2 separate regions of the Homo sapiens genome follow, and region 2 is linked to region 1. Evidence: read pairs that join two places in POLR2A ChIA-PET (ENCODE). Cell type or tissue: PC-9. All regions are shown on one strand. Each heading gives the region's core, and the rest is flanking DNA. Links, peaks and the distances in the headings are about the cores only. Region 1 overlaps MOK (MOK protein kinase). Region 2 overlaps DYNC1H1 (dynein cytoplasmic 1 heavy chain 1).

The links. ChIA-PET counts read pairs that join two places held together with the same protein. Peaks named below come from ENCODE experiments on the same cell type or tissue, not always from the same donor. Only the 100,000 strongest peaks of a DNase experiment are listed, where the experiment ranks them.
Region 2: POLR2A ChIA-PET joins it to region 1 with 8 read pairs; 2 of 35 experiments call an interaction of 5 or more read pairs at or near these places.

The regions. Positions count from the first base shown.
Region 1 is chr14:102,272,471-102,289,082 of GRCh38, reverse strand. MOK (MOK protein kinase) reads left to right here. Exons shown (of 12, transcript NM_014226.3): 2 at 5,491-5,605. Among named protein-coding and RNA genes, the nearest start is that of MOK, 24 kb to the left of the region's middle. RefSeq lists an enhancer at 8,560-9,759. In PC-9, for the core only: no CTCF peak of the experiment used is centred there; DNase peaks (open chromatin) are centred at 8,312, 9,012 and 9,912; H3K4me3 peaks cover 1,766 bases; H3K27ac peaks cover 6,296 bases.
Region 2 is chr14:102,024,970-102,032,969 of GRCh38, reverse strand. DYNC1H1 (dynein cytoplasmic 1 heavy chain 1) reads right to left here. Exons shown (of 78, transcript NM_001376.5): 44 at 6,263-6,396; 45 at 5,682-5,796; 46 at 5,426-5,587; 47 at 5,137-5,351; 48 at 4,829-5,033; 49 at 3,258-3,431; 50 at 3,032-3,151; 51 at 2,688-2,808; 52 at 503-698. Among named protein-coding and RNA genes, the nearest start is that of HSP90AA1, 58 kb to the left of the region's middle. RefSeq lists an enhancer at 4,449-5,648. In PC-9, for the core only: CTCF peaks have their summits at 3,841 and 4,106; DNase peaks (open chromatin) are centred at 2,829, 4,029 and 4,879; H3K4me3 peaks cover 1,157 bases; H3K27ac peaks cover 6,081 bases.

The DNA.
Region 1 (16,612 bases), core at 5,373-13,372:
AAATACAAAACAATTAGCTGGGCATGGTGGCGGGTGCCTGTAGTCCCAGCTACTCAGAAGGCTGAGGTGGGATGATCGCTTGAGCCTAGGAGGTGGAGGTTGCAGTGAGCCGAGGTTGCACCACTGCTCTCCAGCCTGGGCAACGGAGTGAGACCCTGTCTCAAAACAAAACAAAACAAAACAAAGCTGCACTTACATTTAAGTATACAAGTTGGTGAAGTGAACATGCCAATGAAACCTGCTTCCAGATCAAGAAGCAGAGTGTTACTGGTATCATGGGTGTCCCCTTCAGCCCATTCTGGTCACTTCACCCCACAAGGGTAACCACTTTCTGATTTCCAACACCACAGAGTTGTCTGTTTTAATGGAGTTATTGAAATATACATACTATAACGTTCACTCATTTAAAGTATACTGCTCAGTGATTTTAAGTATATTTTCTGAGTTGTGTAACTATAACTATAATCTAATGTTAAAATATTTTCATCATCCCCAAAAGAAACCTGTACCCCAAAAGAAATAAGGAGTGGTTACTCCTTTATCCCACATTCCACCAGCCCTAGGCAATTACAAATCTATTTCCTGCCTCTATAGATTTGCTTATTCTGGACATTTCATATAAGTGGGATCACATAATATGTGGCATTTTGTGCCTGATTTCTTTCACTTAGCATAATGTCCTCAAGGCTCATCCATGCTGTAGCATGTATCAGTACTTCATTCCTTTTCATGGCTGAGTAATATTCCATTGTATGGATAGACCACATTTTGTTTATCCGTTCATCTCCTGATGGACATTTGGATGCTTTCCACCTTTCAGATATTATGAATAATGCTACTGTGAACATTCACTTACAGGTTTTTGTTTGGACATACGTTTTTGTTTCTCTTAGGCATATATGTAGGAGTGGAATTGCTGGGTCATATGGTAACTCTGTTTAACATCTCAGGCCGGGTGCGGTGGCTCACGCCTGTAATCCCAGCACTTTGGGAGGCCGAGGCGGGTGGATCATGAGGTCAGGAGATCGAGACCATCCTGGCTAACAAGGTGAAACCCCGTCTCTACTAAAAATACAAAAAATTAGCCGGGCGCGGTGGCGGGCGCCTGTAATCCCAGCTACTCGGGAGGCTGAGGCAGGAGAATGGCGTGAACCCGGGAAGCGGAGAGCTTGCAGTGAGCCGAGATTGCGCCACTGCAGTCCGCAGTCCGGCCTGGGCGACAGAGCAAGACTCCGTCTCAAAAAAAAAAAAAAAAAAAAAAATCTCAAAGAACTGGCTAAACTGTTTTTCATAGTGTCTGCACCATTTTCCATTCCTGCCAGCAATGTATGAGGGTCCCAATTTCTCCACATCCTCACCAACACTTGTTATTATCTATGTTTTTGATTCTAGTGAGTGTGAAGTGGTATCTCATCATAGTTTTAACTTGCTTTTCCCTAATGACTGATGATGTTGAGCATCATTTCATAGCTTATTGGTCATTTTTATGTCTTCTTTGGAGAAATATCTGTCAAATCTTTTGATCACCTTTTAGTTGGATTGTCTTTGTATTGAGTTATAAGACTTATTTATATATTCTAGATATAAGTTTCTTATCAGATATATAGCGCTGCCATGCTCAGCTAATTTTTATATTTTTAGTACGATGGGGTTTCATCATCTTGGTCAGGCTGGCCTGGTCTTGAACTCCTGACCTCGTGATCTGCCCGTCTCGGCCTCCCAAAGTGCTGGGATTACAGGCATGTGCCACTGTGCCTGGCCAAGTTTTGTATTTGTAGTAGAGATGGAGTTTCGCCATGTTGGCCAGGCTGGTCTCGAACTCCTGACCTCAGGTAATCTGCCTGCTTCGGCTTCCCAAAGTGCTGGGATGACAGGCGTGAGCCACCACGCCCACTGAACCCTCATAAATCCATCACCGAATTTCAGCAGTGATCAGCATTTTACCATTTTCCCCACCACCATCTTTTCTGGGGGAGGAGTATTTAGTTTTTGTTATTTTGAAATAAAACAGTGAAAATCATGCTCTTATTTCAAAAAACAACATTGTGGAAAATATCTAACTTAGAAAATGAGACACCTGTAACCTCAGACAGAGCCAGTATTAATTCTGTGTGTGTGTATAGTTTTTAAGGACATTATTATTATTATTATTATTATTATTATTATTATTTTTGAGACGGAGTCTCACTTTGTTGCCCAGGCTGGAGTGGAGTGGCGCAATCTCAGCTTACTGCAACCTCCACTTCCCTGGTTGAAGTGATTCTCCTGCGTCAGCCTCTCAAATAGTTGGGACTACAGGCACCTGCCACCCATTATTTTAAATATTTACAGTATATTCCGTTATACAGGTAAACCATATTAATCCAGTTTCCTATGGGGGCCATTTGGGTTATCAGCTTTACTGTATTGATTAATGGTGCAATCATTAATCTTCCTGTCATATGTACTTGAGCAAGTTATTTTTTTTTCTTTTAGACAGGGTCTCCCTCTGTCGCCCAGGCTAGCGTATAGTAGTGCGATCCCTACTCACTGCAGCCTCAAACTCCTGGGCTCAAGTGGTTCTCCCACTTCAGCCTCCTGAGTAGCTGGGATGACAGGCGTGTGCCATTGAGTCTGGCTAATTATTTTTTGTAGAGACGGGGTCTATGTTGCCCAACTTGGCCTTGAACTCCTGGGCTCAAGTGATCCTCACCTTGGCCTCCCAAAGTGCTGGGATTACAGGCGTGAGCCACTGCGCCCGGCCGGAGGATGCACATCTTTTTTTTTTTTTTTTTTTTTTTTTTTGAGACGGAGTCTCGCTCTGTCGCCCAGGCTGGAGTGCAGTGGCGCGATCTCGGCTCACTGCAGGCTCCGCCTCCTGGGTTCACGCCATTCTCCTGCCTCAGCCTCCCGAGTAGCTGGGACTACAGGCACCCGCCACCACGCCCGGCTAATTTTTTGTATTTTTAGTAGAGACGGGGTTTCACCGTGTTAGCCAGGATGGTCTCGATCTTCTGACCTCGTGATCCGCCCGCCTCGGCCTCCCAAAGTGCTGGGATTACAGGCGTGAGCCACCGCGCCCGGCCCGGATGCACATCTTAAAGATTTAATAGCTGCTGCCAAATTGCCCTCCAAAGAGACTATGCCAGTTTATAATTTCAGCAGTAGTGAATGGGAATGTACAGGGGTATTGTATTTTATTTTATTTTTTGAGACAGAGTTTTGCTCTTGTCCCCCAAGCTGGAGTGCAGTGGTGCGATCTTGGCTCACTGCAACCTCTGCCTTCCGGGTTTGAGCAATTCTTCTACCTCAGCCTCCCAAGTAGCTGGGATTACAGGTGCGCACCATCACATCCAGCTAATTTTTGTATTTTTAGTAGAGACGTGGTTTCACCATGTTGTCCAGACTGGTCTCGAACTCCTGGCCTCAAGTGATCCACCGACCTGGGTCTCCCAAAGTGCTGGGATTACAGGTGTGAGCCGGCCAGGGATATTTTAAAGTAAATTCCAATTATTGTATCATTTTCACCTGGAAATACTTCTGTATTTCTTGCTAACAGATAAGGACATTTTTTGTGTTTTGACATAACCGTTATCACTTCTGAAAAATGAGTACCTTTTTACCGATGGTTTGTTCAAATCAGAATTCAGACAAGGCATTTGAAATGTGCATGTGGAAAGGAATACTGAAGAGGATGCCCACCTTCAGCGCTGCAGTTTTGAAAACCTGTGAATTGGGTGCAGTGGCTCATGCTAGCCACTTGGGAGGCTGAGGTAGAAGTTTAGGCTTGAGCCCAGGAGTTTGAGGCCAGCCTGGGCAACATAGCAAGACCCCATCTGCTTTGTGCAGGTGCAGGTTTGGGGCCTGAAGTGAAGGCCTCTTTTACTCTAGGCTTGTTTCTGCCACAATCTAAGTGATGTTTAAAGATTTCTGGTCTGTTTGCTTCTGGTCAGTTCCACACCCAAGGTTCTCTTCTAGATCTAGTTCTCAAGCCTGCATTTTCTTTTTTTTTTTTTTTTTTGAGATGACATCTCACTCTGTAGCCCAGGCTGGAGTGCAGTAGTGTGATCTTGGCTCACTGCAACTTCCACCTCCTGGGTTCGAGGGATTCTCCTGCCCCACCCTCCCAAGTGGCCGGGACTACAGGTGCATGCCACCACGCCTGGCTAATTTTTTGTATTTTTAGTAGAGACAGGGTTTTGGCATGTTGGCCAGGCTGGTCTGGAACTCCTGACCTCAGGTGGGTGATCTGCCTGCCTCGGCCTCCTAAAGTGCAGGGATTACAGGCGTGAGCCACCGCGCCTGGCCCCAAGCCTGCCTTATTTCTTTGTGGCCTCGCTCATATGCCTCTGGGTCTCAATTTGTAGGAGCTTCCTTGAAGCTTTCTGAAACAAATGCCCAGAGATTGTAACAGCCTTCCTGTGATCTCTGCCGCAAAGATGAGCCATTTGTTCAATGGAGAAGGCTCACAGACCGTTCTCTGCCAATGTTGTTGCAGTCTTACTCTCCTATTATTTGGGCTGTAGAAACTTTTACAACTGGTGAGACTTTTGCTCTCTAGATTTTACTTATTCCTTCCATTTCTGCTTGAAAAGTGGTATAGCCATTCTTGCCTGTACTTATCTTTGTCTTGAAATAGCTTGTTAAGGCAGTCAGTAGTAATTAGCGTACTCCATCATTCTGACTCTTCCCACCACTTTCCTTAGGCCAGCAGGCTCAGCGGACACTGGGTCCATGAAAGGCAGCAGTGAGTGCAGGCATTCCTTTAAGTGGGCGATATTTCATCATGATATGCCAGGCTCTCTAGCATTTTGCCACCTGACCAATAAGCCAAACTAACATATTTTAGACTTTTGTTCACAGCAGCACCCCACATCAAGGTGCTCATTTGTTGTCAGTCAGGGTTTGGTCAGGAAAATGGAAACTACCCTAGGTATCAAGCAGGAAGGCATTTAACATAGTGATCTAGAGGCTTCCAAAACCATTATCAGGGCTGGGGTGATGTGGTGGCAGCACACCCAGGGAAAGTTGCTGTTAGCTTTCAGAAAATTAGGAAGTGCAAGAATTGTAGGAAACTGTTGCGGATCAGCTGGGCCCTCTATAGGACCAGGGAAGGTCAATTTCAGGAGGGTCCTTAGAGGCTGCTGCTGCAATATGACATCAGCCCAGAGCCTAAGCTCATGCCCATGCCCACCCCTGCTGGAAGAATCCCACGTCTGCTGCTCCTCTATCTTCTGAATCTTGTAGGGTAGCTGAGCCTCTCCTCACTGGCCAGGATCCAGGTAAGGTGGTTCCTGCTATACAAGGGAGGGCACAGACTGGAAGGAAATGATGCTTTGTTCCAGCTTCCCCTAAAGTTGAGGGGACCACTAAATCTTACAAAGATAGGAGAAACAATTCTCAGTATATTGCTGTTTAAATTATCTTATAGATTAAAAGTTTGCTGTCTGGAAGTGAATACAAGTGTATGCATAAATAACATTTTATTTTTGTAATCATTTTTATTTATAGACTATAAAGCAATTGGCAAAATAGGAGAGGGAACGTTTTCTGAAGTTATGAAGATGCAAAGCCTGAGAGATGGAAACTACTATGCATGTAAACAAATGAAGCAGCGCTTTGAAAGGTAGGCTACAGAGATGCACTTGGGACCAAACACAGATCCAAGTTTCAGTCAATAACGGCAACTTAATATTAGGGGGGAGCTTTATTAATTTAATAATATGTAAGATACAATCAGATTTCTTTGGGCAGTGAGGGTTATATGCTAATGTTATGTTTATCATACTGGAGTTTACTCATATCCAGGCTTACTGTAATATCAGTGATGAATGACCACAAAAAAGTTTAAGTTTCAAAAGTGTGTCTCACCTTAAACAGTCTGTATGTTCCTAAAAGTTATAAATGTGTTGGATTTCTTTTTTTTTTAATTAAAAAAAACAGCAAAAAAATGATATATCAACCAATGGAACAGGATAGAGAGCTCGGAAGTGAACCCTTTATGATCCATTTGATTTTATGATCCATTGATTTTTTTTTTTTTTTTTTTGGAGACAGAGTCTCACTCTGTCTCCCAGGCTGGAGTGCAGTGGCACAATCTTGACTCATTGCAACCTCCGCCACCCCAGTTCAAGCGATTCTCGTGACTTAGCCTCCTAGTAGCTGCAACTGCAGGCATGTGCCACCAAGCCCGGCTAATTATTATTTTTTTTAAGTATAGATCAGGTTTCACCACGTTGGCCAGGCTGGTCTTGAACTCCTTGGCCTCAAGTGATCCGCCCGCCTTGGCCTTCCAAAGTGCTGGGATTACAGGTGTGAGCCACTGTGCCTAGCCCATTGATTTTGTTTGTTTTTGTGTTTTGTTTTGTTTGAGACAGGGTCTCACTCTGTCATCCAGGCTGGAGTGCAATGGCTCGATCTTGGCTCACTGCAGCCTCCACCTCCCAGGCTTAAGTGATCTTCCCACCTCAGTCTCCTGAGTAGCTGGGACCACAGGAGCACACCACACGCCTGGCTAATTTTTGTATTTTTTATAGAGACGGGGCTTCACCACGTTGCCCGTGCTGGTCTTGAACTCCTGACCTCAAGGTATCTGCCTGCCTTAGCCTCACAAAGGGCTGGGATTACAGGCATGAGCCACTGTGCCTGGCTGTGTGTTGGACTTCTATAAATGCAACCTTAGTCTAAATGTATTAGAGGTCCTTGCAATTTAACTAACTGTGAATAAATTAATATATTAATATTATATTAATATAACATAAGTGACAGGCATGAGCCACCATGCCCAACCTGAGCCATCACGCTCAGCCTGAGCCACTACACCCAGCCTTCATTTTTTAATTAATTAGTTAACTTTTAAAATGGAGATGGGATTTCACTGTGTTGCCCAAGCTGACCATGAACTCCCGGGCTCAAGTGATCCTTCTGCCTCAGCCTCCCAAAGTGCTGGAATTATAGGTGTGAGCCACCACACCTGGCCAAGAACAGTAATTTCATCCTCATGACATCTGGATAGGGTAGTTATCCTTGTTTCATATATGAGGATAGGTGCTTAGAGATGTGAGGTAATTTGACATTTTTTCTAGATTACTGGGTGGGCAGAGCCAGATGTGAACCCAGATTCTGCTAAGGCAAATCCTTGTTCTTCACTGCCCAATGCATACGGTAGTTTACCTACCACTAGGAAGACTGAAGCCACCAGGTGTTCTGCTCCTTCTCTTCTAGCACTTCTTCCTCTCTATGCATTCTGCATTCTCTGTGTTTCTTTATCTTTCCCCGACTCCATCTTTACTTGTAAACCACTGATGAGAGAGGATTTGATGCACAGTATACTGATTATCCCGTATCTAAAGAGCAGACAGCTGGGTGCTGTGGCTCACACCTGAAATTCCAGCTACTTGGGAGGCTGAGGCAGGAGGATTGCTAGAGCACAGGAGTTCAAGATCAGCCTGGGCAACATAGCAAGACCCCATCTCTACAAAAATTAAAAAAAAAACACAAAAAAACAGACTTCCTTAAACAGCCACCTTTGACCCAAAGTTGCCAGTACAGGATTTTGAACAGTAGGGTGTGATGCTTTTTTTTTTCTTTTTTTTTTTTTTTTTTGAGTCAGGGTCTCATTCTGTTGCCCAGGCTAGAGTGCAGTGGTGTGATCTCAGCTCACTACAACCTCTGCTTCCAGGGCTCAAGCGATTATCCAGCCTCAGCCTCATGAGTAACAGGGACTACAGGTGCAAGCCACCAAATGCCTAGATAATTTTTGTAATTTTTTTTTTTTTTTGAGACAGAGTCTCGCATTGTCACCTAGGCTGGAGAGCAGTGGCGTGATCTTGGCTCACTGCAACCTCTGCCTCCCAGGTTCAAGCAATTCTCCTGCCTCAGCCTCCCGAGTATCTGGGACTACAGGCGTGCGTCACAGCACTCGGCTAATTTTTGTATTTTTAGTAGAGATGGGGTTTCACCATGTTGGCCAGGCTGGTCTCAGACTCCTGACCTCAAGTGATCTGCCCACCTTGGCCTCCCAAAGTGCAGGGATTACAGGTGTGAGCCACCATGCCCAGCCTAATTTTTGTATTTTTGTAGAGACAGGGTCTCGCCATATTGCGGCTGGTCTCGAACTCCTGAGCTCAAAGCGATCCACTTGCCTTGGCCTCCCAAAGTGCTAGGATTACAGTCCTGGGTCCAGCCTCTATCAGATAAGTTTAGAATGTTCTAAGGAGCAGTTCTCTAGCGGGTGAAGAACGCTCAGTTTATTGAAGTTCTTTCTCATGCCTCCTCAGCCCCTGGGAAGATTGTGTGGTTACGTAACGGACATGGTTTCCCGGTGATGAAGCACATCCTGGGTCTGCCATCTGCCAGATTCCTCACACACCAAAAGTGCCTGGTCCACCAGAATCTTGGCTTCCTTGTCATAGTGCTTGACGACTAAGCAAAGGAATGAACAGAAAGCTAACAAGGTGGGACACATGGCAAATGTGCAGTGGATGCTGGCCTTCCTTACTGTATGCAGAATCATTCGTTGTATTTCAGAAACAATTTATGTTCTTTGCCTTTAACTTCAAAAGCAGTTGATTAGAACACATCCCACAGGTTGGCCCAGCATGGTGGCTCATGCCTTGTAATCCCAGCACGTTGGAAGGCCTAGGTGGGAGAATTGCTTGAGCCCAGGAGTTTGAGACCAGCCCAGGCAACAAAGAGAAACTCTGCCTCCATGAAAAAATTTTAAAAATCAGCCGGGCGCGGTAGTGTGTGCCTGTGGTCCCATCTACTTGGGAGGCTGAAGTGGGAGGATCTCTTGAATCCAGGAAGGTGATGCTGCAATGAGTTGTGCTTGTGCCACTGAACTCCAGCCTGGGTGACAGAGTGAGACCCTGTCTCACTCTGCCTTCTTTGACAAGGAAGCCGAAATTCCGCTGGACCAGGCACTTTTGGTATGCGAGGGATTTGGCAGAAAGCAGATCCAGGATGTACCTCACCACCAGGAAACCATGTCCGTTAGGTAACCGCACACACGCAAAAATCCGTTTCTGCTTGCTTATCATTGTGTAAGTGAATCCCCAGAGTCACCTTGCACAGTTGTGTGGGTGGTGTGAGGAATGTGAAGCATTAGTAGCAGAAAGTCATACTGAGTCACTTGGGCAGCATGAGGTTGGTATTTGGAGCCTCTGACCCCTACCCCCTCCAGTATTACTTCTGCTCCTTTCCTATGCTTTAATTCAAATAGAAACGGATGGCTTTTGCAGTAATCTTAGTTAATATGAAGTTAAAGAAAGGTAAAAAAATACACATAATGGATTAGTACTGTGGCAGGGAGGGCACTTTCACTCCTGAGCATTGTTTGCCTTTTGAGTCACTCAAGGACTTAGTTAGGGATAAGGAAGTTAGTTACTTGCCTGAGGCCTCAACAGAACTGAGTCGTTTTGTATCTTTTCTGGTATATCCTCAGAATTTTCCTCCACCAATACTTGCCAAAAGTACACAATTAAGAATAGGCTCTCTTTGGGCACAGTGGGTCTCACACCTATAATCCCAGCACTTTGGGAGGCCAAGGTGGGCAGATCAGTTGAGCCTGGAAGTTAAAGACCAGCCTGGGCAACATGGCAAAACCCCCGCTCTACCAAAAAAAGAAATAAAAAAGTTAGCTGGGCATAGTGGTGGTGCCTGTAGTCCTAGCTACTCAGGAGGGTGAAGTGGGGGGATTGCTTGAGTCCTGGAGGTTGCGGTTGAGGTTGCAGTGAGCCATGATTGTGCCACTGCACTCCAGCCTGGGTGACAGAGCAAGACCCTGTCTCAAACAACAACAACAACAACAACAACAACGGTTCTCTTGCTATGCTTTTAGTCTATATTTTTCCTATAGAAATAGAAGAAATGGAGTGAGTCTCTTAAAAAAAATCCCTAGTCTTGGTATTTGTAGGATCTCCCTTTGTGCCCCGAGGCAGTGACATTGGCACAAGTCTGCTAAACCCGGGGTTCAGTGTAGGGTTACCAGCTCTGACTCTAAAGGTCGGAACCAGCAGCTCCTCCATTTTAGTTCATGCAATCTTGGACAATTCCCTAATTTCTCCGTGCCTCTGTTTCTTTCTTTATACAATGGGGATAACCACAGTATCTACCCCATAAGATTGTTGTGAGGGTCAAATTAAATAATGCAGATGAAGCACTTAGTGCAGTGCTGGCACACCGTAATAAAGCAACTTGCTATGTAAATCAGTTTTTCCATAACAGATAATACAAGTTAGCAGAGCTTGAAGACTATTTTGGAGATGGACGTGAGATAATAATAGTAAGATTACCGCAGTTGTTCACTACATATCTGGTGTCATGAACAGTACTAGGTGAATTATATGCATGTGTCATTGAATCCTCACTGCGGCCCTGGGAGGAAGATCCATTGTTACATCTTTCAGACTAGGGAATTGAAATTCGGAGAGATCAAGTTCCCCACCTGGCCCGTTGCTACCCAACCTACACGTCGTGGAGCTGACTCTGAGCCCAGGTCTGTATAGGTCCTGAGCTGGTGATCTTCCCACCGTTCTTCCCAGCTGCAGATGCTGATGCCAACGTCAGGTCTACATGTGGTACATGGTTTTTCTCAAGTCACACCTCTAAGCAGTCCTCAAATTACTTTTACAAAAACAAAAAGTCTGCTGTGTAAGGTTATAAATAGAAACAAAGGCAAGGAATTTATTAGTCTCTCTAAAAGCCTTTTTTTTTTTTTTTACTTAAAAGTATAATATGAAAAACCTCAAGCATATACAAAATGAACAGCAGCCCTAGGTATCCAGCAGCCAGAATCAACATCCCTGCTATTTTTATTTAATCTATACCTCCACCCAGTGTCCTTCCTCTACTTGGGCTGCTATAACAAATTATACTGTATTCTGTCTGGCTTAAACAGCAGACATTTATTTCTTACAGTTCTGGAGGGTGATAAGTACAAGATTAAGATGCTGGCAGACAGGTCTGGTATCTGGCGAGGGCTTGCTTTAGGATTTGCAGGTGGCCCTCTTCTTGCTTTGTCCTCAAATGACAGATAGCAGAGAGAGAGAGAGAGGTCGCATGTTCTCTAGAGTCTTTCTGGCATTTCTTCTTAGAGCCACTAATGCCATGTGCTCTAATTACCTCTCAAAAGCCCCACCTCCTCATATCATCCCATTGGGGGTTTAGGGTTTCAACGTATGAATTTTAGAGGACACAAACATGCAATCTATAACGTTATACAGTTTTTTAAAGTCAAAATTTGTATATCTTGAAGTGCACATTGTTTATCTGTACAATTTTGGCAAATGGATATTCTCGTGTAATCAAGATGTAGAACATTACTATAACCCTAGAAAGTTCTTCTTGTTCCTTTTCAGTTTCCCACTGCCATCCCAGGCAATCACTAGTATGTGCTCTTGTGTCCACCTCCTTTAACTCAGCATCATGTCTTTGAGATTCATCATTACTGTTGTTCAGTAGTTTATCTCTTTTTTTTTTTTTTTGAGACGGAGTCTTGCTCTGTTGCCCAGCCTGGAGTGCAGTGGCACAATCTCAGCTCACTGCAACCTCTGCCTCCCAGGTTCAAGCAGTTCTCCTGCCTCAGCCTCCCAAGTAGCTGGGACTACAGGCCTGTGCCACCACACCCAGCTAATTGTTATATTTTTAGTAGTGACGGGGTTTCACTGGACAGGCTCGTCTTGAACTCCTGACCTCAGGTGATCCACCCGCTTCAGCCTCCCAAAGTGCTGGGATTATAGGTGTGAGCAACTGCACCTGGCCAGTTTATGCCTCTTTAATGCTGAGCAACATTCATTACAATCTGTGAGTACAACACAATTTCTTTATCCATTTTCCTGTTAATGGACTTTTTGATAGTTTCCAGTTTTGGGCTACCATGAATAAAGCTGCTTATGAAATTCGACTTCTTAGGCTGGGTGTGGTGGCTTGCTTCTGTAATCCCAGCACTTTGGGAGGCTGAGGCGTGAGGATTGCTTGAGCCCAGGAATTTGAGACCAGGCTGGATGACATATAGCCTGGTCTGTATGTCGTATGAAGAAAGACTTTTAGTATCTTTTTTTTTCCTCTACAAAAAAAAAAAAAAAAAAAGACCAGGGCATAGTGGCTCACTCCTGTAGTCCTAGCTACTTGAGAGGCTGTGATGGGAGCGTTGCTGAGCCTAGGAAGTTGAGGCTGCAATGAGCCATGATCACACCACTGCACTCCAGCCTAGGTGACAGAGCAAGACCCTGTCTCAGAAAAACAACAAAAGAAATACAGAAATTCTACTGGTGCATATTTCATTTTTTCTTTTTCTTTTTTTTTTTTTTTGAGACGGAGTTTCGCTCTTGTTGCCCAGGCTGGAGGGCACTGGCATGATCTCAGCTCACCACAACCTCCGCCTCCTGGGTTCAAGTGATTCTCCTGCCTCAGCCTCCAGAGTAGCTGGGATTACAGGCATGCACCATCACACCCGGCTAATTTTTTGTATGTTTTCATTTTTTCTTAGGCAGTTACCTAGAAACAGAATCACTGGGTCAAAGGGTAGGTATATGTTTAACTTTATAAGAAACTGACAAGCCTTTTCTCAAAGTGATTGTAACTTTTTATTTTTTTATTTAATTTAATTAATTAATTTATTTATTTGAGACAGAGTGTCGCTCTATCACCCAGGCTGGCTATCTCGGCTCAATGCAAGCTCTGACTCCTGGGTTCACGCCATTCTCTTGCCTCAGCCTCTTGAGTAGCTGGGACTACAGGCGCCCGCCACCACGCCCGGCTAATTTTTTTTTTGTATTTTTTAGTAGAGATGGGGTTTCACCATGTTAGCCAGGATGGTCTCCATCTCCTGACCTTGTGATCCGCCCACTTCAGCCTCCCAAAGTGTTGGGATTACAGGCGTGAGCCACCACGCCCGGCCTGTAGCTTTTTATATTACCACCGGCAAAGAATGAAAGTTCCAGTTGCTCCATATTCCCACCGGCATTTGATGTTGTTATTCTTTTAAGTTTAAGCCATTCTGATGATTGTGTGGAATTATCTCATGGTAGTTTTAGTTTCTACTTCCCCGATGACTAATGATAAACACTTGATCATGTACTTATTGGCCATTCATGTATCTTCATTTATGAATTGCCTGTCCAAGTTTTTGTCCCTTTAAAAATTTAGACCTTAAGAAACAAGCCATCCTAAGGGAGAAAAAAAGAAAAAATAATTTTAAAAATTAGGCTGTTTGCCTTTTTATTGAATTTAGGAGTTCTTTATATATTCTGTATAGAAGTCTTTTATTAAATGTGTTTTGCAGGTAGTTTCTCCAAGTCTGTGGTTTGCCTATCCATTTTCTTTATGGCATCTTTCCATGTGCTGAAGTTTTTTAATGTCAGTGAAGTCCAATTTATGGAGTTCTTTTGTGGTTATTGTTTTTTGTTTTCTGTCTTAGAAGAAATTTTTGTCTACTTCTAGGTTGTGAATGTATTCTCCTGTATTTTCTCCTAAAAACCTTATCATTTTAACTTTTTACATTTAGGTCTGTGATCCATCTTTTTTTTTTTTTTTTTTTGAGATGGAGTCTCGCTCTGTCACCCAGGCTGGACTGCAGTGGCGCTATCTCTGCTCACTGCAAGCTCCGCCTCCCAGGTTCACTCCATTCTCCTGCCTCAGCCTCCCGAGTAGCTGGGACCGCAGGCGCCCACCACCACGCCCGGCTAATTTTTTGTATTTTTAATAGAGACGGGGTTTCACCGTGTTAGCCAGGATGGTCTCGATCTCCTGACCTCACAGTCCACCCACCTCGGCCTCCCAAAGTGCTGGGATTACAGGCGTGAGCCGCCGTGCCCGGCCAATCCATCTTAAATTAATTTTTGTGAATGGTGAGCGGTAGGGATCAAGCATCAGTTTTTTCCCCCAAATGAATATCCAGTTGTTCCAGCATCATTTGTTAAAAAAAGACTTTCCTTGCCTTCAGTGGATTATTTTGTCAAAAGCTAATTGACTGTAAAAGTATAGGTCTGTTTTGGACTCTCTATTCTGTTTCATTGCTCTCTTTGACTGTCATTATGCCAATACCATACTGTTTTGATTAATGTAGCTCAACAGTAAGTTTTGAAGTCAGATACTAAAAGTCTTTCTTCTTCTTTTTTTTTTTTTTTGAGACAGAGTCTCTTTCTGTCATGCAGGCTGGAGTGCAGTGGTGTCATCTCGGCTCACTGCAACCTCTGCCTCCTGGTTTCAAGCAATTCTCCTGCCTCAGCCTCCTGAGTAGCTGGGATTACAGGCACCCACCACCATGCCTGGCTAATTTTTGTATCTTTAGTTGAGACAGGGTTTCACCATGTTGGCCAGGCTGGTTTCAAACTCTTGACCTCAGGTGATCCGCCTGCCTCGTCCTCCCAAAGTGCTGGGATTACAGGCGTGAGTTACCGTGCCCGGCCTCTTCATCTTTTTAAAGACAGTTTTGCCTACTGTAGGTCCTCTGTACATCCACATACATTTTAGAATCAGCTCAATTTTTTTTTTCTGTGAGGATTCTAGGAATATAGCTCATCAATTCTATTAAAAAATAAAACCAGCCGGGCACAGTTTCTCACGCCTGTAATCCCAGCACTTTAGGAGGCTGAAAGTGGGCTGATCACTTGAGCCCAGGAGTTCAAGACCAGCCTGAACAACATGGTGAAACCCCATCTCGATTGAAAATAACAAAAATTAGCCAAGTGTAGTGTCACACACCTGTAGTCGCAGCTGCTTGGGAGGCTGAGGTGGGAGGATTGCTTGAGCCTGGGAGGTGGAGGCTTCAGTGAGCCAAGATCATGCAGCTGCACTCCAACCTGGGTGACAGAGTGAGAACCTGTCTCAAAAAAAAAAAAAAAAATGCAGGTACGGTGGCTCACACCTGTAATCCCAGCACTTTGGGAGGCCGAGGCGGGCAGATCATGAGGTCAGGAGGTCAAGACCATCCTGGCTAAAACCGTGAAACCCCATCTCTACTAAAAATACAGAAAATTAGCCGGGTGTGGTGGCAGGCGCCTATAGTCCCAGCTACTCAGGAGGCTGAGGCAGGAGAATGGAGTGAACCCAGGAGGTGGAGCTTGCAGTGAGTGGAGATTGGGCCACTGCACTCCAGCCTGGGCGACAGAGTGAGACTCTGTCTCAAAAAAGAAAAACAAAACAAAAAAAAACTATTGAGATTATGAATAGGATTGTATTGAGTCTATCGTTCAATTTGGGAGAGAATGCATATCTTAGCAATATTGAACTTTGCAATTCATAAACATGGTATAACCGTCTCTCCATTTATTTCAGTTTGCTTTAGTTTCAGCTATGTTTTGTTTTTGTTTTTGAGACGGAGTTTTGCTCTTGTTGCCCAGGCTGGAGTGCAATGGCATGATCTCAGCTCACTGCAACCTCTGCCTTCCGGGTTCACAGGTTCTAGAGATTCTCCTGCCTCAGCCTGCCAAGTAGCTGGGATTACAGGCACGTGTCACCATGCCCAGCTAATTTTTGTATGTTTAGTAGAAGACAGGGTTTTGTCATGTTGGCCAGGCTGGTCTCGAACTCCTGACTTCAGGTGATCCGCCCACCTTGGCCTCGCAAAGTGCTCAGATTACAGGTGTGAGCCACCTTGCCTGGACGGTTTCAGCTGTTTTGTAGTTTCACTGAAAAGGTCTTACGTGTCTTTTGTTAAATTTATATCTAAGTGTTTTATGTTTTATAACATTATTATAAAAGGATATTTTAAACATTTATTTCCCATTGTTAGCCATAAGTATGTAGAAATGCAATTAATTTTTGTTTACTTTGTATTTTGAGAAATTTCTCAGGATTCACTTATTTTTTTTTTTTTTTTGTTCTAGTATGTTTTGGTTGCTTTCTTAGGATTTTTTACTTAAAGAAATATGTCACCTGCAAATAGAGACAGTTTTACTCTTCTTTCCCAATGTTGATGACTTTTTTTTTTGAGACGGAGTTTTGCTCTGTTGCCCATGCTGGAGTGCAGTGGCGCGATCTCAGCTCACTGCAACCTCCACCTCCCGGGTTCAAGTGATTCTCCTGCCTCAGCCTCCCAAGTAGCTGGGACTACAGGCACCCGCCACCACGCCTGGCGAATTTTTGTATTTTAAGTAGAGACAGGGTTTAACCGTATTGGCCAGGCTGGTCTCGAACTCCTGACTTTGTGATCTGCCCACCTTGGCCTCCCAGAGTGCTGGGATTACAGGCGTGAGCCACTGTGCCCGGCCCATGACTTTTTTTCTAGCCTTTCCCATTAGTTCAGATTTCCAGTACAATATTGAATGCAAGTAGCGGGGAAGTGTTCAGCATTTCAACATTAGAAGCATGATGTTTGCTGTATATGTCTTTTATCAAATTGACAGAGTTCCCTTTCATGAATAGCTTGCTGAGAATTTTTGTCCTGAATTGGTATCGAATTCTGTCAAATGACTTTTTGGTATTATTATTTTTTCCTTTTTCTTGTATTGTGGTGGATAACATTCATTCATTTTTGAATAATAACTCAACCTTGCATTCCCAGTATAGCTGGGATTCCCCACTTAGTCATAACATATGATCAGTTTTACATGTTCCTGGATTTGATAGTATTTTGTCAAGTATTTTTGTATTTGTACTCATAAGGGATACTTTTTTTTTTTTCGTGATG
Region 2 (8,000 bases), core at 1-8,000, 250 kb after region 1:
ATCTCATTGCCCCAGTGACTGACCACTGGGGATGAGCTAGACTGACCCTTGGTTCTCAGGTGAAAGCTGAAAATGTGCTCAACACTTGAACAATTTTTTTCTTTCTTCTTTTTTAATGAGACAGGGTTTTTCTCTGTCACCCAGGCTGGAGTGCGGTGGTGTGATCTCGGTTCACTGAAGCCTTGATCCCCTGGGTTCAGGCAATCCTCCCACCTCAGCCTCCCAAGTAGCTAGGACTACAGGCGCATGCCACCCCGCCCAGCTCATTTTTGTATTTTTTTGTAGAGACAGGGTGTCGCCATGTAGCCCAGGTTGGTCTCTAACTCCTAGGCTCAAGCACTTCACCTGCCTCAGCCTCCCAAAGTTCTGGGATTGGAGCCGTGAGCCACTGTGCCTGGCCTGAACAGCCGAAAGTTCTGGGATTGGAGGCGTGAGCCACCGTGCCTGGCCTGAACAACTGATTTCAATTTCTGGCAATACCTTGGCACTTCCACTTTCTCACCTGATCTCCTCTGCAGAGAAGTTGACGATGGTGGGGATGAAGTTCTCCCGCATGATGATGGAGCGGATCTGCTTCCAGTCTGTGGTGCTTTCCCCCAGCAGCAGGCAGATGGACTCCAGCGCCAGCTTCACAGCAGCAGGAGGGTTGGCCATGGACCTCACCTCCACCAGGTGCTGCTTCTTGATCGACTTCACAGCTGAGTGGCAGCAGGAGTGGATGAGGGTCGATGGGTGGGAGAAGATAGAGCAAAGCATGGTGAGAATGAACCAAAACAGCCAGGAGCTCCAACTCCAATGAGAGAAAGGACAGCTAGCTGCTTAGAAGAGCTAAGAAATGAGAGACTTTTCTGTATTAAACCCTCTGGAATAGGGTAAGTAGCTGATCTCTTAAATGATTATGAAGATCTTACAAAATGCTAGCATTCCTTAAAAAGCAGGATATTACCTTTAAAATGTCTCACAAGTCCTAATTTCTTTATCCCCATAAAGATTAAGAATATATTTACTATTTATTTGAGACTGAGTCTAGCTCTGTCGCCTAGGCTGGAGTGCAGTGGTGCGATCTCAGCTCACTGCAACCTCTGCCTCCCAGGTTCTAGTGATTCTCCTGCCTCAGCCTCCTGAGCAGCTGGGATTACAGGTATGCACCACCACGCCCAGCTAATTTCCTATTTTTAGTAGAGACGGGGTTTCTCCATGTTGGTCAGGCTGGTCTTGAACTCCCGACCTCAGGTGATCCACCCGCCCCTGCCTCCCAAAGTGCTGGGATTACAGGCGTGAGCCACTGCGCCTGGCCAAAAATATTTTAAAAAAATATTTTACAAAATATTTTAAGTGCAATTGTGCATTTATTTTATATAATTTCAACAGACATTTTAAATTTGCTACAATTTAGAGGGATGCGTAAAGACGTGGAGTTAACAGTTCTAAAACAATGGCTGCCAGGCACAGTGGCTCACACATCTTAGTACTTCTGGAGGCTGAGGCAGGTGGATCGCTTGAGCCCAGCAGTTTGAAACCAGCCTGGGCAATATGGCAAAACCCTGACTCCACAAAAAATACAAAAATTAGCTGGGTGTGGCGGCGCGCACCTATAGTTCCAGCTACTCAGGAGGCTCAGGTGGGAGGATCATCTGAAACAGGGAAGGCTGAGGCTACAGTGAGCCATGGTTGCACCACTACACTCCAGCCTGGGGGACAGAGTGAGACCCTGTCTCAAACAAAGCAAAACAAAAACAATGGCCAATGACTTCTATACACTAAAATAGTTTTCTAGGCTGAAATTTTTGTAAAACAATTTTAAGTAATATTTAGAAGGTGAGAACTACATTAAATTATCATCCAAATCCAACTCTGAATGAAAATATATAGGTTGAGTGGTGCATTTGAATTCATCTTGTTGTATAAGGTAAAAACTACAGATAATTGGGTTATTTGAAACAGGTTAAATACAGTGGGCAAGAAGAAAGCACTCTTTTTTTTCTTTTGTTTTCATTTATTCATTTATTTTAAAATAGAGATGGGGGTCTAGCTATGTTGCCCAGGCTGGTCACAAACTCCTAAGTTCAAATGGTCCTCCTGCCTCAAATGATCCTCCTGCCTCGGCCTCCCAAAGTGCTGGGATTAGTGCGAGCCACCTCGCCTGGCTGAGAGCAGTCTTACTCACTGTGTAAATTGCAAACTAAAACAGGATGGCAGGTTGTTGCCCTATTTCTATAGCATCTTATAGGCATGTAAGGAATGGAAAAAGAGAAGTGACTGCTATCAATACTTAAATTAGCAATTGGGTCATAGCTAGAACACTCAGAAACAATTACAAGACAGTTACACTGAATATTTTATATTTCTGGGTGAAATTCAAGTCAGGGATTGATAAATAGCATACTTACGTAATTATCAACAGATCTCTAAAAACGTATATTGACACAAAGCTTATATTGTGAAGTTTCTTTTATGAGAGGGGTTTCACTATGGTAAATACAATCTAGCTTTGTAGGAACTTTGCTTTGAGAGATGAAGACAATCTCAAGCATTCAGAAAAAGCTTCAGATGGTTACTAATGATATTTTTGGAAACCAGAACCTTTGAGGGAAGCATATGTGCAATGTTCAGTGACCTGAACTCCACAGTAATGTTGACGGAGACCACCCTTCCTAGACATCAAAGCTCTGACAGTCTTTACATACCATTCTGGGCCTCAATGACGGCAGGTTCCACCTTATCAAGATCTTCTTTGACACTCATCTGTTTGTCTGCAATTACCTCCTGCTGCTTATGCAGCTGTTCCTGGATTTCTTGGCTCATAACCTAGAAAGGAGGGATGGCTTAGGTATGGGTTAAGCATTGGTTAATTTGCTGACTAAATTCTAAACAACATTCTTCACTCTGCCAACACACACACACACACACACTCTCTCTCCCTCCCTCCCTCTCTCTAACCCTAAGACCCATTTGGAACTACATTTCCTACTCTCTCATTGGAGACTGAAAATGCTCAGTCCTTACAGGCCAGAATTCCCTGACACCATACCTTCTTCTTTTCAGCCTCCTGCTGGTCTTTCACCATCTTTTTCAGCTTGTCATTGGCTGCTGCATTCTTCACCTCCAGCTCTTGGCTCTTTATCCTCAAGTCACGACGCAGTTCTTCTACCTAAAGAGCAAAGCCCACACTCAGAGACGAGAAACATGCAGAAATTATATGGAAAGGGGTCCTCACTGCAGCTCACTCCCGTGAGGAATTTGTGCCTGTGACGCACCTGGTCGACTGTCTCTTTGATCTTCCTGAGCCCCACGTTCAAGTGCATCTGCTGCTCCTCCAGCTCGCTCCGCTTCTCGTGGAACAGGTTGGCATAGTGATTGATGAAGTCCAGGTAGTGGCGAGGGGTGATGGCCATCGTTCTGCCGCCTCGCTTTGCTAGCCGAGCATTCGCCTTTCAGAAAATAGTTACATCTTCTCACTCTTCAGGAAACTCTGTGACTTAACCTCAGAAAACAATTTTGGCCTTGGCAGATGGGTGTGACATGATAGAAGGAGCCTGGCCCTCGGGGCCAGAACACTCGAGTCGGGCCTCAGCTTAGCCACTTAGAGCTTTCGAGATACCCCTTACACTTCCAAACCTCTCTAAGCCCTTTAACTTCTCTAAACTGAGGATGGTGATTACACCAACTTTAGAGGTGTACTTATGTGAAAAGGCATCACAAATGTCAGTTACTATAGAAAGGTTAGCTAGCCTGCTTCCACCTTTTATTAGTAAGAAATGACAAGAAAGGGGCAAGGCAGGCCTGATGTGAGAAACTGCTCTGGTCCCTTGATTTCTGAAGCACAGCAAGATGATCAGACTACCAGGGGAAGCCAGGGCTGGACGACATTCCAAGGGCAATGGAGATGGCCTGCAGGGGCTGGGCAGCAGGACACCTACAAGCTCAGAGTGGATTTCACAAAGCTCTTCTGGGAGGGAGGAGTAGACTGAATTCTTCTATCACACAGAATCTACAGCAAGGATTAGCAAAACATGGTTAGCAGGCCAAGCCTTGCATTTTTCAGTAATGAGGTTTTACTGGCCACAGCCACACCCATTCATTTATATATGGTCTCTGGAGGCTTTTGCCCTACAATGGCAGCACTGAGTAGCTGTGCCCGAGACTACTCCACCTGTAAAGGTTAAAACATTTATGATCTGGCTCTTTAAAGAGAAAGCGTGCTGATTCCTGATCTAGAGGAAAGAGTAAGGGCCTGAACATACAGCAGCAGTGGGAGACAAAGGCAAAGGAGATCATTTTATCAGAGGCAGAGTCAGTGGGGGCACTAAAGTGTTAGACGGCTCCAGAATTTACAGCCCAGTGACAAGAATGAGATGTTACTAAAGAGGTAAGAGGTAAGAAACAAGTATTTCCTTTACAAATAACAGTACAATGTCAAACATGAAGTGCCCTAAGGTCTATTTATGTTGTTTTGAGTCTGGGTCTTGCTCTGTTGCCCAGGCTGGATTGCAGTGCCGTGATCTCAGCTCAATATAACCTCTGCCTCCTGGGCTTAAGTGATCCTCCCACCTCAGCTTCCTGAGTAGCTGGGACTATAGGTGCCCACCACCATGCCCGGCTAATTTTCTTTGTATTTTTTGTAGAGATGGGGTCTCGCCATGTTGCCCAGGCTGGTCTTGAACTCCTGGGTTCAAGTGATCCTCCCGCCTTGGCCTCCCAAAGTGCTGGGATTACAGGCATGAGTCACTGCACCTGGCCTTAAGGTCTATTTTTATAGCAATTTAGTTTTATATTAGCATGATGGTTAGTTTTGTGGTTTATCTGTTGATCTCAAAACTGAACCCACCTGGTGAAGAGTCTGATGAACAAACACACAGCTGTTCACAATGGCTTCCCGATGGGATGGTGGCTGCGGCAGCTTATCATACACAACTGGCATGTAATCAGGCACGATGTAATTTGGCTTCTCCAGATCCATCTTACTTGTGAATTCTTTGCCAACCTGATACAGTGCTTCGGTGGACCAGTCTCCAAACCAATTCAACACACACCTGAGAAAGAGGCCCATGTTTCAGGACAGCTATGAGGGGCAGGCTTTGTCCCTTGGAAGGACACCGACTTTCCTGACCCAGAGCCAAGTAAAGGCCCACGTACCTGTTGAAAAGTGCTGGTGATGTAGCTGCCCGGTCCTTGAGTCCCTCCGAGGACGGGTTCATGGTGAACACGACGTGGAGGTTGCGGATAACCTGGCTAGTGAACCACTTGTAGAGCTCCTCGTGCGAGTCCAGCATCAGGCCTTCCTTCTGTGCCCCCTCTTTGCACTGCGTCATCAAGGTGGCATACTCGTCTCCTTCAAAGAGACCAGGCACCTGGGAAACAGCACAGTGCTGACTTACTGGTCCCCCGGTAACACGTAATGCAACGCAACACGTCACCTAATTACCTCTCCATTGGCCAGAAGGGTATTCATTCGCTCCAGGAATCCAGAATCTAACACATTAGATTCATCCATTATAAATGCTATCTTTTCATTTTTACAGCCAGAACGTCTCAACACTGTCCGTAGATCTTCATCAAAGTCTTCCCCTGTGTACTTCCTATGGACCTACAGAAGCAGAGGCAAGTTAGGTCCATTCCTACTCACTGAGCTCTGCACACACATCTGTTGCTGGGATTAAGAGGCCACCGACCAGACGCACCTTAATCTGGTACACACTCAAACCGTTCATCCAGGCGACGAAACGAGACAGGGTAGTTTTTCCTGCTCCACTAACACCAATCAGAAGCAAGTGGCCTTGAGGTTGACGGAATATTCTGAAACATTACGAGAACTGATCAATGTTAAGGCTTATAATGCCTCATTCCCCTTTTGACTCATATCTAGTGTCTACAGTATTTTGGACATGTTTTAACTTGAACTTGTATATTAAACATTTGCTGAGCAACTGTTATTTGTGAAGTCCAGGAGGAATGCAAAGACCAGTAAGACACGGTCCTGTCCTCTAGACTGACATGAGAGACTAATGCAATTCCAGCAGAAGGTCAAAGGGCCATAATTATGGCAGGTATGCAGTGCTGGGGGAGGAAGAATGAAGTTCTGCTTAGGATAAACTGAGGATGGTTAAGCTGGACTTAGAAAGAAGAGAAGGGGGAAGCTGCTTGGTGGAGAAGGCTGAGGTGGAGGTGGTAGGACAGCATGAGGCCTGGTGTGACCCGGCACACACACTTACTCAAGAGCAGCTTAGGCGAGAGGTGGGGCTGTAACAACAAAAAAGCCCACCTGTCAATCCTCAGCACGTGGTCTAGGACTTCATTAAACAGCACCAGCGGAACATCAAGTTCTTCTTCATAAAAGACCTTCAGCCTAGCTTTGACATAATCTCTTAACTCTTCTTGGTCTACTGGGATGTAATCCTATAGAAAAAAAGGTAATACCCAAATTACTTAGAAAAAAATGTTAGTTATTAGACCAAAGTCAACTGTATGTCCACATACCATGAAGAAACTGTTAAAAATGCAACAAAAAAGGTATCATTTATAACATAGCAAAAAAATATAAATTCACTAGGAATGGATCTAAAAACATGAAAAACTTTTATAGAGAAAACTGAACTTCACCAAAAGGCAATGAAGAGGACCTCAATACATGAAGAGACATACCATGATCATGGAGGAAAAAAACACTCTACTATAAAAATGCCAGTTCCATCAAACTCATCCATAAGTTCAATGTAATCCCAGTCAAAATCTCAGTGGTGGGAGGTGCTTATTGTCCTGGTGCAACCTGACAAGCCATTTCTGTATTTCATTTGGAACAGGAAAGATCCCTCCAGAAAAGAACCAGGTGTGAGGGCCTGCCCTATTTTTTTTTTTTTTTTTGTAGCCTCGCTCTGTCACCAGGCTGGAGTGCTGTGGCACGATCTCAGCTCACTGCAACCTCCGCCTCCTGGGTTCAAGCAATTCTCCTGCCTCAGCCTCCCAAGTAGCTGGGACTACAGGCACGTACCACCATGCCCAGGTAATTTTTGTATTTTTAGTACAGACGGGTTTCACCACGTTGGCCAGGATGGTCTTGATCTCTTGACCTTGTGATCTGCCGGTCTCGGCCTCCCAAAGTGCTGGGATTACAGGCGTGAGCCACCGCACCTGGCCTGGGCCTGCCCTATTAAACAGACTTATTACCATAATCAGGACCATGTGGTTTTAGCACAGAGAACAACTAACGGATACCTATGCACACAGGGAAACTATGATGACAGACAGATACTGCAGAGTAAATTATTATTTAATAAACTTTGCTGGGATAATGGGTGTCCATAAGGAAAGAACTGAAAACGGACCCACTGCTCACTCAATACACAAACTCAATTAGAAATGTGATTAAGAGTTTCAAAGATACATCTTTTTTTTTTTTTTTTTTTTCCTTGAGACAGGGTCTCACTCTGTCACCCAGGCTAGAGTGCAGTGGCCTGATCTCAGCTCACTGCAACCTCTGCCTCCTGGGTTCAAGTGATTCTCCTGCCTCTCAAGTAGCTGGGACTATAGGCACACGCCACCATACCTGGCAATTTTTTTTTTTTTTTGAGACAGAGTCTCCCTCTGTCGCCCAGGCTAGAGTGCAATGGCGCGATCTCGGCTCACTGCAACCTCTGCCTCCCAGGTTTAAGTGATTCTCCTGCCTCAGCCTCCTGAGTAGCTGAGATTACAGGCATGCAGTACCGCACCCGGCTAATTTTTGTATTTTTAGTAGAGATGGGTTTTCACCATGTTGGTAAGGCTGGTCTTGAACTCCTGACCTCGTGATCCACCTGCCTCGGCGAGACGGGGTTTCACCACGTTGGGCAGGCTGGTCTCGAACTCCTGACCTCAGGTGATCCGCCCACCTTGGCCTCCCAAAGTGTTGGGATTACAGGCGTGAGCCACTGTGCCCAGCCTGAAAGATACATCTTTAAGAACGTTTGTTCTTCAAAAGACCTTATAAAGAGTAAAAAAATGGCTGGGTGCAGTGGTTCATGCCT